Regions from separate parts of the Homo sapiens genome. Here region 1 is linked to region 2. The links are chromatin loops, found by intact Hi-C in ENCODE. Cell type or tissue: Calu3. All regions are shown on one strand. Links, peaks and the distances in the headings refer to the core of each region. The heading gives the core; the rest is flanking DNA. Region 1 has its middle 23 kb from the start of LINC03030. Region 2 overlaps PAK1 (p21 (RAC1) activated kinase 1).

What was found. A loop is a pair of places that touch in the nucleus more often than their neighbours do. Peaks named below come from ENCODE experiments on the same cell type or tissue, not always from the same donor. Only the 100,000 strongest peaks of a DNase experiment are listed, where the experiment ranks them.
Region 1: a loop joins it to region 2, with 10 times the contacts of the local background. A loop is called at or near these places in 20 of 110 quality-filtered maps.

What each region holds. Positions count from the first base shown.
Region 1 is chr11:77,546,655-77,549,569 of GRCh38, reverse strand. No RefSeq gene overlaps it. Among named protein-coding and RNA genes, the nearest start is that of LINC03030, 23 kb to the left of the region's middle. RefSeq lists an enhancer at 358-427. In Calu3, for the core only: a CTCF peak has its summit at 1,107 (motif pointing right); a DNase peak (open chromatin) is centred at 1,119.
Region 2 is chr11:77,470,034-77,472,904 of GRCh38, reverse strand. The region is part of intron 1 of PAK1 (p21 (RAC1) activated kinase 1); the gene reads left to right. Among named protein-coding and RNA genes, the nearest start is that of PAK1, 2.6 kb to the left of the region's middle. In Calu3, for the core only: a CTCF peak has its summit at 1,175; a DNase peak (open chromatin) is centred at 944.

The DNA of each region.
Region 1 (2,915 bases), core at 164-2,663, 77 kb before region 2:
GTAGGGAAGTCTAATTACATCTAATTTTCCCCAGATAAGGAGTTTTGCCTCTGGATGGCCTGTTTGATGGTCACCAGGTGCTATTTGCTCCCTTCTAAATTCTAAATTCTCAGGTAAGGAGCTTTTTCTCTGGGGCCTGTTCAATGGTCACCAGGTGATTTTCAGTCTCCTCATGTACTAAGTAGCCAGGGTAGAGAATTATTTCTCCAGACCAATACCCTCACTGTACAGATGCGAAAGACAAGCCTGGAGAAAATGAAAGTGATTTGCCTGGTGACATGAAATCAAGAACTCAAACTGAGGTCTGCTGACTCCTAGTCATGGGTTCTCTCAGCACTCGACACTGCCTTGGCCTCACTTCATGTGCTTCCACAAAGGCTCAGCCCATACCAGGTCCACCCCGGTGTCTAATCCACAGCAATGCCAACAACAATGTGAGTGTTTATTATTGTGCTACTTTACATATATTATCTCTAATCCAAACAACATGCTTTCAAGAAAGGTGAGCATATCCCCATTATAAGAGGAGGAAGCTGCTGCTCAGAGACTTTAAGAGAGTAGCTAAAGTCACAGCTAGTGAAGACAGTTCAGAATTTGATGCAGTCTTTTGGACTCCAAAGCCTACGCTGTTTAGCTACACTCACCTCCATCTGTTCCTGCTCCATCTTACCTTCCCCAGGTTATTTCTTCATCAAGAGCTAGCTCTAATTCTACTCCCTCCCCAAAAGCCCTTCCACCCCAGACCACAGGGATCCCTTCATTGACTCAACTTTCATGGCAATAATCACCTGCATTAGCTGTTTGGCAAAGTCTAACTCACATTGTAATTTATTTTGTCGTGTATATTACTTGCTTCCTTATCTCTGAGGCTGAGAAAGAGAAGACGCTTCCTCTGTGTTTCTGTCCTTGCCCTGTAGCTGTGTTGAGTTGTGTTGATATTGCAAGAGCATAACATTTAGTCTGTTATGAGATTCTGCCCTTAGAAATACCTAGGGAAGGGATGCCTGTAGGCCCAAGCGGAGTTGAAAATTCAAAATGAAGAAGAACAGCGTTCTCTTCGGGTTCAGATTTGTAGTAATATTTATTCTCTTTTCCATAAGTAAGCCTCTAGGTGGCAGTCGAAAGCCTAGTTGTGAGAGCGTGAGTGTCTCATAAATGAAGTCACAAAATCTCAGGCTGAAAGGAGTTTTTCTCATCTAACTACCAATTCAAAGCTAGAATTCCCTCCCTGACATAACAACAACTATGGCAATATTTCTTCCATCTCAGGGGCTGGTGATGAGAAACTCCCTTTTTTCGAAGCACTTTTTCCATGTGTGGTCAGTTTATTAGAATATCGTTCTTGATTTTATGTGAAAACTGCTTCCTTGTAGCTTCTACCTACTCCAGAAAGAAACTAAGTGTATCTGGGCCTAGGGATGTGAGAACAGCAGAGTCTGAAGATCTGGAGAGCGTTTGACTGGCTCAGAGAAGCCTCCTTTTCACTTCTATTCTTCCCAAGGGCTTCTCCCCAAGAGCCTGGACTTCGTTTAGCCAAACCCACTTTCTCTGATCAAAATAACAAAGAGGCCAGGGCAGGCGGTTCATGCCTGTAATTCCAGCACTTTGGGAGGTTGAGGTGGGCTGATCATTTGAGCCCAGGGATTCAAGACCAGCCTGGGCAAAATGGTGAGACCCTGCCAATAAAAAAAATTTAAAAATTAGTTGGACATGGTGGCACATGCCTGTAGTCCCAGCTACTCAGGTGGCTGAGGTGGGACGATGGCTTGAGCCCAGGAGGCAGAGGTTGCAGTGAGCCATGATTGTGCCACTGCACTTCAGCCTGAGCAACAGAGCAAGACCTCATCTCAAAAAAATAAAAATAAAATAACAAAGAGAGATTAATACTGCACTTCCTGGTCTCAAATGTATTCTTTAGAAATATATAGGACAAGGCCAGGTGTGGTGACTCACGCCTAGCACTTTAAGAGGCCAAAGCAGGTGGATCCCTTGAGCCCAGGAGTTTGAGACCAGCCTGGACAATGTGGCAAAACCCCATCTCTACAAAAAATACAAGAACTGGCCGGGTGCAGTGGTGCGTGCCCAGTTACTCAGGAGGCTGAGGTGGGAGGATGGCTTGAACCTGGGAGGCAGAGGTTGGAGTGAACCGCGATTGCAGCCTGGGCAACAAAGTGAGAGAAAGAAAGAGAGAGAGAGAAAGAAAGAGAAAGAAAGAAAGAAAGAGAGAGAGAGGAAGGAAGGAAGGAAGGAAGGGGAAGGGAAGGGAAGGAGGGAGGGAAGGAGGAAGGGAAGGGAAGGAAGGGAGAGAGAAAGAGAGGAAGGAAGGAAGGAACAAAGGAACGGAAGGAAGGGAGGGAAGGAAACAAATATATACACTGACTATGTACCCACAAAAATAAAAAATTAAAAAATTAAAAGAAATGAAAAAATGTATATATAGAACAAACAAGTGTCTCTTCTTCTAGGGATCTAAAGACAGAGATTGAGTCATCCATCCATCCATCCATCCATTTGTCCATCCATCAAACATATCTTTACTTGGAGCCTACTATGTTACAGGCACTGAGTCTGCTAGTGGGCAGTCAATAAGTGATAAATCCCTAATAACCTGATGACTAACTCAGTCACAGGTAGGTCCAATTTTACATGGTACTTTTTTTTTTTTTTTTTTGAGACAGAGTCTCGCTCTGTTGCCCAGGCTGGAGTGCAGTGGCACGATCTCAGCTCACTGTAGCCTCCGCCTCCCGGGTTCAAGCGATTCTCCTGCCTCAGCCTCCTGAGTAGCTGGGATTACAGGTGTGCGCCATCACGCCCGGCTAATTTTTGTATTTTTAGTAGAGACAGGGTTTCACCATGTTGGTCAGGTTGGTCTCGAACTCCTGACCTCGTGATCCGCCCACCTCAGCCTCCCAAAA
Region 2 (2,871 bases), core at 1-2,500:
ACACATTACTGGGAGTGTTTTGGAAGAATACTTGAGAAGTAGTGGGTGTGGCGTTGTGAGCAACGTCCTTGGTTTTTAAACCCCTTGGATAATTGTTCTACTGTTACAAAAACTGTGAACAGTGAAGGGAAGGGTTAGTTCCGTGGTTACTAATAAAAATTCAGATTCATTAGTCTTGACTTTAAGAATTGTTCCTGAGAACAATCTTTAATTTTGCCTCCTACATTTTTGGGTTCTCTTTCAACTCTGTCAGGAGAAAGTAGGAATTATCAGTACAGATACCTCATCTCTCTTACCCTGTGGCTTCATCTACTTCTTGTGTGACCTTGAGCAGGTCACTTCCAGCCTTAAAAGCTCCAGAAGTTTGGTTTTATGCCCCAAAACGGGCAAGTAGCAAGCACCGGACTCAGCTTTCAAGAGTCCACTGAAGAATTCCCACACTGTGAAGTCTTTGCTGGCCTCCATCCTGTCTCTCCTCTTACAGACAGAGCTGATTTCTTCCCATTGGCCCGGTGGGATTTCTACCACAGCACTTACAACATTTTGGTTCCTATTTGGAAAATTCTAAGTCAGGTGCATATAAAAACTCCCCACCTCAACTAGAAACTATGCCTTTCAAAAAGGGTTTTGGGAACATTGACCCTGAAAACTTCCCATACTTTCCCTGAAGCTTATCCATACTCTTTAACTACATGAGCTCATGGGTCTACCTTGGTAAATTTGCTTATTCAGTCAATTCGTTTATCCAACATTACTGGAGTTCGGAGAGCTACTATGTTTCAGGCCTCTTGCTAAGGCTATGGGGATTCAGTCTATTAAGATATTCCCTGTCTTCAAAGAGCTCAAAGTCTAATGGGTGAGGTAGACAAGTAAACAATGAAGGTCTGCCCTAATCTCTGGGGGACTCCAGTTGTACAGGTAGTAGTGTGCAATAATTGAGGCTGCTGGACCTGTTTTACAAGTCTTCTCTTGGCCAAAGTGAGTCCTGCAGGGAAGGTGACCTGCCTCATCCATAACAGGGCATTTGGTAAAAAGCTTGTTCAGTTCAATTCAATATACATTTACTAAGCACATGTTTTGAGTCCCTGTGCTAGGTTTGAAGGAAGCAGTGCCTCAAAGGAAGGTACTGTGCATCCAGAAAGATTTCTGTAAAACAAAACCTTACCACATCAGCGCCCCCTACCCCTGACTCTTCATATTCTGAAGATAAATTTCAGAGTAACATGGAATAAAAAGCTCTCAGGGATCAGACCACTGCCTGCCTTTGCAGTCTCACTTTCTGTGGCTCCCCTGCCACTCTCATCTTCACTCTTGCATGTTCTGTTTTCTTCCTGGAATGCTTCCCTTCCACCCCTTACCTGCCTGTGGAGATGACCTTGTTGGGCCTCTGGGATGCAGTCCCTTAGTCTCTCCTTTTCCTGCATAGAATGAGTTGCTCTTCCATCCTCTGGCTCATGTACATACCACTTTTATGGCCTTCTGTAGCGCTCTGTTGCAATTACTTGAGTTTGTGCCTGTCTTTTTTTGGTAGCCTGTGAATTTCTTTTCTTTAATAAGCCCTTTAAATGATTCTGATGCTTGCTAAAGTTTGAGAACCACTGGGTTAAAAGATCTGCTCTTAATAAAAACCAGCACCCTGCCAGCTCCTGCTGTCCCGTTTTTCTTCCGTAGCACTTAACTGCGTGACATCCCATCCCATCCCATCCCATCCCTCTCTTGCCAATAGAATGAAAGCTTCCTGAGACTGGGAAGTTTTGTCAGTTTGGTCATTGCTTTAATCCTAGTGCCTAGAATAGTGACTGCATATAGCAGGCACTCAAGTATTTGTTGAATGAATAATGTAAGATGATTTAATTCTATGTATTGCCAGCTGCGACATTGGGGTTTTACTCAAGAACCGTTCTCAGAATGAATAGGAATCATGGTCCAATGTGCAAATCCAAGGGGATCCTAACATTTTTGGGGGATTCATTTTAGGTTGAGCTTTTCCCTTTATGTGTCTCCAACCAAAGCCTGCAAGAATTTTTAGCCTAGTCTTTTGTTCGTTTGTTTGTTTTAACCACCACCTGAAAACTGCTGTTGCAATATTCCAAGCCAGGATTGTTTCTTTTGAATTTGCAAGTTGGTTTTGCAAGTCTAAATAAGCACTCTTAACTTTTGAGTCTTTTAACTTAAAACTGTCTCTTCCTGGTCTCCTGTGGTTTTTGTCTTTCTCTGGTGATACTTAAAGCTATATAGGGCCTGTTTGACTCCACACAAAGGTTTCTCTTCCTTGTCAAGCTCTTAAAATGCTTTGTTTCTTTCACTTTCTTATTAGCCCTAAGATACCATGCCCAGTTTTCTCCTTTCCTAGCTTCCTTCTGGGAGAGTGGCTTCAATTATTCATCCGTTTACTATAAAATTATGAGTCCTTCTCCACCATGTGCCAGACCCTGTGCTGGGCAGGATGTTCAGCTATATACAAGAGTGCAGCCCAAGTCTTTAAGGAGCTAGAGATAATATGACATGATAAGTGCTGAAATGAAGAGATGAAATAGAGGGATGAAAAAAGGTGGTATATGATCATAAAGGGGGGGAGAAAGCTGCCTTTCTATTTGTTTCCCTCAGTTTAGGAATAATTTGTCAAACAAGCATCATTTTGACAGGCAGACTTTTAAAAAATTTTAAGAGGTCATGGGCTTTGTTGGGGAAAACTAAAACAAAAATCAAGGTGGAATCAGCAGTTGCCAATTTGAGACATTAATTCTGTTGTTGCTGGTTTTAATGAATTTTCTGATCCCTCTCCATGTTATTTTTCTAAATAATAACCAGAAAGTGGGAGAAAAATATTTCTTTTTGGCATAGTAAAGAGACAAGTTTAAGGTTATCAAA